4 separate regions of the Homo sapiens genome follow, and regions 1, 3 and 4 are each linked to region 2. A link is a contact called in ENCODE Hi-C or POLR2A ChIA-PET data. All regions are on one chromosome and are shown on one strand. Each heading gives the region's core, a stretch centred on a gene start or an enhancer-like site at or near the end of the contact. The rest is flanking DNA. Distances are from core to core; before and after follow the strand shown.

Region 1 (2,700 bases), core at 1-2,500, 140 kb before region 2:
CTAAGAACAGGAGTTACAATGTCAACAGTGAACTAAATTTGTACCTGACAGCCTATACTCCTCCTGTGGACTTTGTCTAATTAGTGAAGTCACAGCCTCATACGCATGCTGAATCTTGCTCTGAGTGTCACCAACTCACCTATGGACTGGATCCATATATAAGAGTCAATTTTTCCACCTTTGACTTCCTCTAGGTGTGATCCAGAACTTCAAAAGTGGGCTGTGTTTATGTGAGAATATGATGATGTATACTTTTTGATGGGTGTTCATATAACAGTGAAAATCTCCAGGCCGGCTGCAGTGGCTCACACCTGTAATCCCAGCACTTTGGGAGGCTGATGCAGGTGGATCACGAGGTCAGGAGATTGAGACCATCCTGGCCAGCATGGTGAAACCCTGTTTCTACTAAAAGTACAAAAATTAGCCGGGCATGGTGGTATGTGCCTGTAATCCCAGATACTCAGGAGGCTGAGGCAGGAGAATCACTTGAACCCGGAGGTGGAGATTGCAGTAAGCTGAGATCGCGCCACTGCACTCCAGCTGGGGTGACAGAGCAAGACTTCATCTCAAAAGAAAAAAAGAAAAAGAAAAAGAGAAAATCTCCTCTGTGTGCTGGGTCTTGTTAGTACACTCTTTTTTTTTTTTTTTTTTTTTTTTTTTGGTGAGACAGAGTCTCGCACTATCACCCAGGCTGGAGTACAGTGGCATGATCTCAATTCAATGCAACCTCCACCTCCCGGGTTGAAGCAATTCTCCTGCCTCAGGCTCCCAAGTAGCTGGGATTACAGGTGCCCACCACCATGCCCAGCTAATTTTTTGTATTTTTTAGTAGAGATGGGGTTTCAACATGTTGGTCAGGCTGGTCTTGAACTCCTGACCTCGTTTCACCCACCTCGGCCTCCCAAAGTGCTGGGATTACAGGCGTGAGCCACTGCGCCTGGTTAGTACACTATACTACTCAAAGGCTTTATCCAGTATAAATGAGAGGCACAATTTACTCTAAAATCATGTTTGTAAGCACCCATGACCATACTTGTGGCCCTAAGCCCAGGTATTAGTCAACATCTCTCTTAATTTGTTGGGTTTAAGAGAGTAGAGTCCTCATCTGCTATGTTCTGAGTTTAGAAATGTGTCACCATCTCAACTGTGGTTGGAGGCTCATACATGAGTCACAATTCCAACTGTGGACAGTGTTTGCATTTGAGATTCTGTTTGCATTTGAGATTCAAGACTTCAGCCATAGGCTCTTTCCCTGTGTGAGGGTGATAATCCTAATAATTGGTGAGGTGTGCATATAAGAAACAATCTCACCTTTGTGCTGTGTGCCCTGGGATAACACGTTTGTAACACTCGAGGGCATTATACAATATGTTAGAGTGTGGCAATTCTTTATGACCTTCATAAAAAGAGAAGACCAAGGAAGTGACTCATTTATCTAAGTCGAGCTATGAGAGACAGTATTTCTTCCAATAGCTGACTAGAGGTATGAGAGTCATCATTCCACTTATAAGCTGACTATAGTATATGTCACCATTTAACCTGTAGGTAGGGAGTTAGCAAGAGAGTTACATCACCTGGGATTTCAGCCAAGGTATCTCACAATCTTCCCCGAGGGAAGGAAACAAGCAGGAGTGTCATATCACCTGGGTGCTCAGCCAGGGATATGTTACAATTCTCTCCTGAAAGCACAGCACAGGCAACAGAGTCACATCACCTGGGTGCTGAGCTAAGCACTATGTCACAATGCTCCCTGGGGGCAAGACAGGGGCAGAAGAGCCATATCACCTGGTGTCTGGTTCCAGGGATATGTCACAATATTTCCTGTTCAGGGCACAGTGCAGGCAAGAAGTGTCACCTTTTAGGTCATGGACGCAGATATATGTCACAAGGTCCCTGTGGGCAGAGCCCAGGCAGGAGCATGCAATCCCATAGGTAGTGGGCCTAGCAATATTTTACAATATCCAAAATATTTGAGGCCCAGGGAAAACAGGAGAATCACATCACCTAGATGCTGGGTCCAGTGATATGCCGCAATCCTCCCTTTTGGCAGGGCCCAGATAGAAAAGAGTTACATCATCTAGGTGATGAATAAAAAGATATGTTATAATACCTCTGTGGACAGGGCCCATGCAGGAGATTCACATCATCGAGGTGTTAGAACAAGCCACATGTCACAATACACAATGTACAAGAGGAACCAGGCAGCACAGGAGAGTCACACGACCTAGGTTCTGACCCAGCAATATATTACAATCCCTTCTTAGGAAAAGCCTAGGAAGTAGAGGAAAGTCATATCACCTGGGCACTAGGCCCTGTGATATGTCCAGTGTTCTCTGTGGAAAGCACTAAGACAAGAGAATAGACTCACATCACCTAAATGCTGGGTCCAGAAATATGGCACAATCCCATCTGTACGTTGGGCCCAGGCAGGAGAGTCAAATTACTTAGGTGCTTAAAAAAGGTGTATGTCACAAACACACCTGAATTAAGGTCGAGGTATGAGATTAACAATTTCACACATTTCTTAGTTCTAGGTATGAGACAAAATACCCTCTGTATGTTGGGTGTAAGTACCTGAGTGACAGTCTCAATGATGGTCTGGATTTGTGCATGAGAACTTCAATCCTTCCTGCAAATTCTGTCATTTTAATGAAGTCACTGACTCACAGGTGTGCTGAATCTTGGTCTCAGAGACACTAA
Region 2 (2,700 bases), core at 121-2,620:
AGAAACTGGCATTTGGCAACGTCAGACAAAACTGGAAATTTAGTATTTTACTGCAAGCCAGTCAGGCTGGAGGAATAAGGGATGAGGGGCAGACTTGAGGCCCTGCTTGGGACACTTGTGAAAAATTCAGGGAAAAAATCAGTCCCCTGTGGAGTGTGAAAACCATTAAGTGGCAGGAAATTAGATTGAGGTGGCTCTAGTCCCTGGATTTCTACTTCTAAAAAAAAAGTCTAAACTCAAGAGCATTTTTTTGTAAATTACTACATTGGCAGAAACAAAATTCAGGCTTAACGCTTAACCAACTATAAACTGCCAATTAAGCTCTGATTACATAACCATGATATTTCCACCTTGATTGTAAAAATTAAGAACTAGGACGGGGGCAGTGGCTCACGCCTGTAATCCCAGAACTTTGGAAGGCCGAGGTGGGTGGATCACCTGAGGTCAGGAGATCGAGACCTGCCTGACCAACACGGTGAAACCCCCGTCTCCGCTAAAAATAAAAAAAATTGCCAAATGTGGTGGCAGGCGCCTGTAGTCCCAACTACTAGGGAGGCTGAGGCAGAAAAATCGCTTGAACCCGGGAGGTGGAGGTTGCAGTGAGCCGAGATCACGAAACTGCACTTCAGCCTGGGCAACAGAGACTCTGCCTCAAAAAAAAAAGAAAATGAAAACAAAACAACAACAACAAAATAACAACAAAATCTACATAACCGTACCTAGCCAATTACGGAATTTGGTTTTATGATGAAACTTATAAAAACCTTTCCTTCCATGGAATACAAATTAGAAACCACAGCAAGGTGCTCTAAAATTTTTGAATCACACTTTAAATTATTTAATGTTTTTGCAGTGAGGCCCATAAATTTTTAATAGGAAAAAATGGCCTGAAAACCCCACGGACCAAAGCTCTTCCCATTCATGAGCCCGCACCCGGAGTCAGGATTCTGCCCTGACGTTCCTCCCATGGTCCCTGCACAATCTGGGAGAGACGCGGGGCTACTGGTGCAGAGCTGCCCAAAGAGGGCTCCAGGCCAGGGCACAGTCACTGCGCAGTGAAGAGACAGAACGCCCGGGAGCCCGGCTGTCAGCGCAGCCGCCATCTTAAGGCTGAAGGGACTGAGGCCGAGCTGGGCAACAACTCGGGCGCAGATTGTAAAACTGACAGCGAGGAGGCCTGAGTCCCGCCACTGCCGCTTCCCACCGGTTCCAGCCAGCCCCGTTCCCTCTCTTGGGATGTCGCACCCGGCACTCTCACCATTTCTAGGCTTCCAGGGGGCAGGTCACAGGGCCACAGAGGCTGCGCCCCTAAAAGCAGAAGACACAGAGTAGTGAGGACGAGACCTGGAGCTCCGGCCGCAGATAGAGACAAAGGCCCCGCCAAATCCCGGAAGCCGCCCTGTTCGCTCCAGCTGCGTGCCTGATTGGACAGTTCCCAGGACAGCGTCTCTGATTGGATAACGTTTAAGAACCCCGCTTTCTAAGGCCCTGAGTGACAGAAGATGTCATCAGACGTTGGGCTGAATGAAGAAAGATTGACAGCCTAAGCCTCAGCCTTTTCAGGCGGGGCTTCCTCCCGGAGCTGAACGAGGCCCATCTCAGAACACGGAAAAATTTTCTCTCTTCTTTGCTGTCTTTTTTTCAACGTATTAAATATGTGAATAATTTTTTTTTTAGACAAAGTTTCGCTCTTGTTGTCCAGGCTGGAGTGCAATGGCGCGATCTCGGCTCACTGCAACCTTCGCCTTCCGGGATCAAGCGATTCTCCTGCCTCAGCCTCCATAGTAGCTGGGACTACAGGTGCACACAGCCACACCGGGCTAATTTTTGTTTTTTGGTTTTTTTTAGTAGAGATGGGGTTTCGCCACGTTAGCCAGGCTGGTTTCGAACTTCTGACCTCAGGAGATCCACCCGCCTCGACCTCCCAAAATGCTAGGATTACAGTCGTGAGCCACCATGCCTGGCCGACTCGATATTATCTTTAAAGCAAAATTAGGAATACCTTTATTCCCCAGATGTTGGAATATCTGGACACTCCTCCGTCTGGTTCTGCTTAGTAAACATTATTAATTCATTTCCTTAACCATAAATATCTAGAGGCTAGGAATGCCTAACTTACTGAGAATGCAGCCCAGCGAGTCTCAGCGTCATTTTCCTAGCTCTCTCTCAAAACGGAGTCGCTCTGGTTCAAATGATTCTGACATATTTTTCGCCTTCCTTTACAAGAGGACCCTTAATCCTAAGAGTTGCAGAGAGACAAAGATTCGTCTTCTGTAACTTTTTCAGGCTGATTAGGGGCGATAATATTCCTGCCTAACCATTGGTCTCTTGCATTCAGGGTAGAGAGAAATTCAGTCAGACAGTGTTGGTATGGTGAAGGTCGTTCATAACTTCTAGTTCCAAAAGAAGGTGATGTCTAGAAGATTAATAAGCGTCCAATTTAAGAAAGCATTTAGTGAGCTTGTCTTGCATTCCTACACAAAGAGTACAACCACAATATATTCCACAACAGCAAAGCAAAATTAGTAAAATTATTCCACGTAAACTAAACAGGAAAGCCTTTCAAGAAGTGGGCAGTTGTTAGAACCAAACTGATATATGGTTCACTGATAGCACATAAATGGCAGAGATGTGAGTGCATAAAACTTTTATGCCCTGGGTTATGTTATGTAAATAGTCTGGAGCACACACAAAACATTT
Region 3 (2,700 bases), core at 105-2,604, 170 kb before region 2:
AATTTAGTATTTTCCTGCAAGCCAGAGTTAGGCTGGAGGAATAGGGGATGAGGGGTGGACTTGAGGCCCTGCTTGGGATACATGTGAAAATTTCAGGAAAAAAGCAGTCCCCTGTGGAGTGTGAAAATAATTAAGTGGCAGGCAATTAGATTGAGGTGGCTCTAGTCCCCGGATTTCTACTTCTAAAAAAAAAATCTAAACTCAAGAGCATTTTTTGGTAAATTACTACATTAGCGGAAACAAAATTCTTGCTTAACCAAGAATAAGCTGACAATTAAGCTCTGATTACATAACCAGGATATTCCCACCTTAAATGTAAAAATTAAGAAACGAGGCTGGGCACGGTGGCTCACGCCTGTAATCCTAGCACTTTCGGAGGCCAAGGTGGGTGGATCACCTGAGGTCAGGAGTTGGAGACCAGCCTGGCCAACATGGTAAAACCCCGTCTCTACTAAAAATAAAAAAATTGTGGTGGCGGGCGCCTGTAGTCCCAGCTACTAGGGAGGCTGAGGCAGGAGAATCGCTTGAACCCAAGAGGCGGAGGTTGCAGTGAGTCGAGATCACACCACTGCACTCCAGCCTGAGCAAAAAAGTGAGACTCTGTCTCAAAAAAAAGAAAAAAAAAAAAAAAAAACGACAACCTAGATTGCTGTACCTAGCCAATTATTGAATTTGGTTTTCTTTATCATGAACCTTGTAACAATCTTTTCTTCAGGCCCCTTCCATGGACCACAAAAGTACAAACCACAGCTGGGTGTGGTACAATTTTTGAATCATTCTTTTATTAAAGTATTTAATATTTTTGCAGTGACGCCCATAAATTTTTAATGGGAAAAAAGAGGGCCTGGGAACCCCACAGACCAAAGCTCTTCCCGTTCATGAACCCGCAACCCGAGTCAGGATTCTCCCCTGACGACCCTCCCCGGGTCCCTGAACAATCTGGGAGAGACGCGGGGCTGCGGGTCCACAGCTGCCCAGAGAGGGCTCCAGGACAGGGCACAGTCACTGCGCAGGGAAGAAACAGGACTCCTGGGGGTCTGGCTGTCAGCGCAGCCGCCATCTTATTTCTGAAGGGGACTGAGGTCGAGCTGGGCGCAGATTGTGGAGCTGACTGGGGGGAGGCCTGAGTCCCGCCACAGCCGCTTCCCACCAGTTCCAACCAGCCCCCTCCCCTCTCTCGGGATGTCGGACTGGCATTCTCACCATTTCTAGGCTTCTAGGGGGTCCTGGCATCTTAGCTGTGGATCTCCAATACCTGCTGGTAACAGCGCCACAGAGGCTGGGCCTCTAGGAGCAGAGGACACAGAGCAGTGAAGACAGACCTGGGACTCCGGCGACAGCGAGAGACAAAGGCCCCGCCATATCCCGGAAGCCGCTTTGTCCAGTCCAGCTGTGTGCCTGATTGGACAGTTCCCAGCCCAACGTCCCTAGTTGGATAACGTTTAAGGCCCCGCCTACTCAGACCCTGAGTGATAGAAGATGTGATCACACCCTAGGCTGAAGAAAGAGTGACAGCCTAAGCTGCAGCCTTATCGGGCAGGGCTTCCTCCCTGAGCTGAGCCAGGCCCACCCCAGAGCATGGGAAAATTCTATATCTTTTTTGCTCTCTCTCTTTTTCAATGTATTCAAAATGTGAACAAACATATTTTATGTATATTAATAATACATATAATTTTTGTTCAAGAGAAAATCAACTTTTACTTTAGTAATAATGTATTATCAGCACTAAAGCTAATTTGATAAACCGTTATAAGTAAATCCATCAGCTGGGCGCGGTGGCTCACGCCTGTAATCCCAGCACTTTCGATGGCCAAGGCGGGCGGATCACATTAGGTCATGTGTTGGAGACCAGCCTGACTATCATGGTGAAACCTCATCTCTACTAAAAATACAAAATTAGCTGGGCGTAGTGGCACGTGCCTGTAATACCAGCTTCTCGGGAGGCTGAGGCAGGAGAACTGCTTGAACCTGGGAGGTGGAGGCTGCAGTGAGCGTGGATCGCGTCATTACACTCCAGCCTGGACAACAAGAGTAAAATTCCGTCTCAAAAAAATAAAAGAAAAAAAAATTAGCTGGGCATGGTGGCGCACGCCTATAACCCCAGCTTCTCGGGTGGCTGAGGCAGCAGAATTCCTTGAACCCGGGGGGCTGAGGTTGCAGTGAGTCAAGATCCTGCCACTGCACCCTAGCCTGGGCGACAGAGCGAGACTTTGTCTCAAAAAATAAAATAAAATAACAAAAATAAAGTCCATCAAATTTGTCTTTTTGACCATTCTAGATTTTTATACATATTTTATGATCTCTTATACTTTTTTTTATTTTTTATTTTTTGTCTAGACGAAGTCTAGCTCTGTCGCCCAAGCTGGAGTACAGTGGCGCCATCTTGGCTAACTGCAACCTCTGCCTCCTGGGTTCAAGCGATTCTCCTGCCTCAGCCTCCCGAGTAGCTGGGATTACAGGCGTGCATCACCAAACCTGGCTAATTTTTTGCATTTTTAGTAGAGACGGGGTTTCACTATGTTGCCAGGCTGGTCACGAACTCTTGGCCTCAGGTAATCCACCCGCCTCAGCCTCCCAAATTACTGGGATTACAGGCGTGAGCCATCGTGCCTGGCCATTTTTTAAATTTTTATGTTGTATTTTAATCTACATTATTTTTATATTTTCAATTTGAAACAACCTTTAAATAATTTCAAAGTA
Region 4 (2,700 bases), core at 189-2,688, 230 kb before region 2:
AAGAAAATGTGGCACATATACACCATGGAATACTATGCAGCCATCAAAAATGATGAGTTCATGTCCTTTGTAGGGACACGGATGAAATTGGAAATCATCATTCTCAGTAAACTATCGTAAGGACAAAAAACCAAACACCACATGTTCTCATTCATAGGTGGAAATCGAACAATGAGAACACATGGACACAAGAAGGGGAACATCAAACTCTGGGGACTGTTGTGGCTTGGGGGAGGGGGAAGGGATAGCATTAGGAGATATACCTAATGCTAAATAACGAGTTAATGGGTGCAGCACACCAGCATGGCACATGTATACATATGTAACTAACCTGCACATTGTGCACATGTACCCTAAACGTTAATGTATAATAATAAAATAAAATAAAATAAAGAAAGTTTACACAGCACACAAGGAATCTGGCTGCTCCACCCTAATCTTCTATTATGCAAATGGAGCATTTGCCAGCACCCTGTTGCCTGCTTCTTACTGTACATGTGGTTAACAAGGAAATGGGAAGAGGGTGTCACCATTTTAAACATGCGCCGTCCGCAGTTAGTCCCTTTTCCTATTGGCACAGCTGCCGACATTTATTCATGCAAGCTTTCAGCTTGCTTATCGATGTTTGGAGCTTGATTTTACAGGCTGTTCTTTGTTAAAAAAGAAATAATTTGTGGGCTGCTTTTTATTAAAAGGAAAGCTTTACGAAGGACTTTCTTGCCCTCACTCACTATCTGCCTAAATAATTTCTTTTTAACTCCTGTATCAATAATAATGTCATGGGAAACATTTATGATGTATTTGTATGTATGAATAAGCAAGATAGCAAACTCTAGTTGTTCTTTTTAATTTATTTTTACAAAAGTGTTGTGTACAAATGTAATTTAGTTACATGCATAGACTGCATAGTGGCGAAGTCAGGGCTTTTAGGGTATCCATCATTCAAATAATTTACATTATAACCCTTAAGTAATTTCTCATTATCCAGCACCCACCCTACCTTCTCACCCTTTTACTTCAGGTTTGCTGGGCCTCAATGACAAATAAAACAAAGATAAATTAATTGTTTTCTGGGAGTTAGAATTAAAAATCAACCTAAGAGAAAAGATGACTCCTAAGCCAAAATTTGTGATATATATATATATATATATGTGTGTGTATATATACACACACACACAGAAACATGTTTCTGTGTGTGTGTGTGTGTGTGTATATATTTGTTTATACTCAAGAAACTTATCCAGTCTTTCCCTCTGCACAAATCCAAAATTAAAGCCAAATGGTTCTATGTGATAAACATCATGGTAATAACTTCAAAAAACAAAAAAAAAAGCTTCCTCCAGTGAATGTAAATTTAAAAAAATGAAACAACTGTTTCTCCAGATGTGCAGAAATCAATATAAAGACACATAAAGACAGAGAAAACACAGAAAAGCAAGGTTTATGACACTTTCAAAGGAACACAATAATTCTCCAGTATTCCAAGAAAAAAAAAATAATTGAAAGGACTTTAAAAGACTTTTAGAAGGCTTCAAAATATAGATTTTAAAGAAGCTCAAAGAGATGCAAAAGAAATCTAAAAACCAATACAAAAATAAATAAATAAATTTAGAGTATGAATGGGAAATGTGCCAAGGAGATAAATATCTTTTAAAAGAAACCAAAACAAAATTATGGAACTGAAAGATTTACTGAAGGAAAAAGAAAATACATTCAATGATCCAATAGTAGACTGAAAAGGCATAAACAGAATTTTCAGACCTTTAAATGGGTCTTTTAAAATAATCTACTCAGACAAAACTAAGAAGAATTTTAAAAAACGAACGAAAACTTTGAGATGTTTCTGACTACATAAAGTGACTAAACATAAAAATTATCAGTGTTTCTTAGAAAGAAAAAAACATGAAAAAGTTTAGAAAACCTATTTAAGAAAATAAATGATGAAAAATTTCCAAGTCTAGCAATAGAATTAGACATACATATACAGGAAGCTCAGCAATCACCAGTAAAATAAATTGCAAAACAGACTTCATCATGGCACATGATAACCAGAATTTCTAAAGTCGAAATGAAATAACTAATTATAAAATCAGCAAAAGAAAAGCATCTAGTCATTTATAAAGAAAACCACATCAGACTAAAAGCACACTTCTCAACAGAAACTTTACTGGCCAGAAGATAATGGAATGGCACTTAGAGAGTGTTGAAATAAAAGTGCCAGCCAAAAATTTTACATCAAGGTAAATTAACCTTCACAAATGAAGAAGAAATAGTCTTACCCTGACAAATAAATGCTGGGGAAACTAATTACCACTAGACTGGGTCTATAAAAGATGTCAGGGATTTCTTTTTTTTTTTTTTTTTTTTTTTTCTGAGACAGTTTTGCTCTTGTTGCCCAGGCTGGAGTGCAATGGCACAATCTCGGCTCACTGCAACCTCTGCCTTCCAGGTTCAAGTGATTCTCCTGCCTCAGCCTCCCAAGTAGCTGAAAGTACAGGCACCCGCCACCTCACCCAGCTAATTTTTGAATTTTTAGTAGAGACGGAGTTTCACCATGTTGGCCAGGCTAGTCTCAAACTCCTGACCTCAGGTGATCAACCCACCTCAGTCTCCCAAAGTGCTGAGATTTCAGGCATGAGCCATTGTGCCAGGCCGGTACTTCTAATAGAAAAACAAAAGATTGATATTCACCATCATTAA

Evidence for each region. Hi-C counts contacts between places; a loop is a spot of excess contacts on that map. ChIA-PET counts read pairs that join two places held with the same protein, here RNA polymerase II (POLR2A). Pooled maps may share reads with other maps.
Region 1: a loop to region 2 is called in a map of PC-3, with 4 times the contacts of the local background. The contact joins the enhancer-like site here to the promoter of ZNF726 in region 2. A Hi-C loop is called at or near these places in 1 of 168 maps with a recorded cell type or tissue (PC-3) and 5 of 50 pooled maps. POLR2A ChIA-PET finds 5 or more read pairs at or near these places in 2 of 52 experiments (BJ and activated naive CD4-positive, alpha-beta T cell).
Region 3: a map of B cell shows a loop between it and region 2 (21-fold over the local background). The contact joins the promoter of ZNF254 here to the promoter of ZNF726 in region 2. A Hi-C loop is called at or near these places in 6 of 168 maps with a recorded cell type or tissue (B cell, CD8-positive, alpha-beta T cell, naive thymus-derived CD4-positive, alpha-beta T cell and 1 more), 8 of 37 single-sample maps with no recorded cell type and 16 of 50 pooled maps. POLR2A ChIA-PET finds 5 or more read pairs at or near these places in 18 of 52 experiments (B cell, CD4-positive, alpha-beta T cell, CD4-positive, alpha-beta memory T cell and 13 more).
Region 4: a loop to region 2 is called in a pooled map, with 2.0 times the contacts of the local background. The contact joins the promoter of LINC03085 here to the promoter of ZNF726 in region 2. A Hi-C loop is called at or near these places in 1 of 50 pooled maps. POLR2A ChIA-PET finds 5 or more read pairs at or near these places in 3 of 52 experiments (OCI-LY7, WTC11 and activated naive CD4-positive, alpha-beta T cell).

The regions. Positions count from the first base shown.
Region 1 is chr19:24,053,166-24,055,865 of GRCh38, reverse strand. It overlaps a transcript of ZNF254 not described here. Among named protein-coding and RNA genes, the nearest start is that of ZNF254, 33 kb to the left of the region's middle. Within about 2 kb of position 1,250, at least 5 of the 41 ENCODE cell types and tissues checked have a DNase peak (open chromatin) inside an H3K27ac peak, as active enhancers do; they include PC-3, where a contact is called at or near this core.
Region 2 is chr19:23,913,556-23,916,255 of GRCh38, reverse strand. It overlaps ZNF726 (zinc finger protein 726), which reads right to left and starts at 1,370. Exons shown (of 4, transcript NM_001244038.2): 1 at 1,259-1,370. The coding sequence starts at 1,261.
Region 3 is chr19:24,085,841-24,088,540 of GRCh38, reverse strand. ZNF254 (zinc finger protein 254) reads right to left here and starts at 1,354. Exons shown (of 4, transcript NM_203282.4): 1 at 1,204-1,354. The coding sequence starts at 1,233. RefSeq lists enhancers at 979-1,068, 1,129-1,178, 1,229-1,308.
Region 4 is chr19:24,145,213-24,147,912 of GRCh38, reverse strand. LINC03085 (long intergenic non-protein coding RNA 3085) reads right to left here and starts at 1,438. Exons shown (of 1, transcript NR_186350.1): 1 at 832-1,438.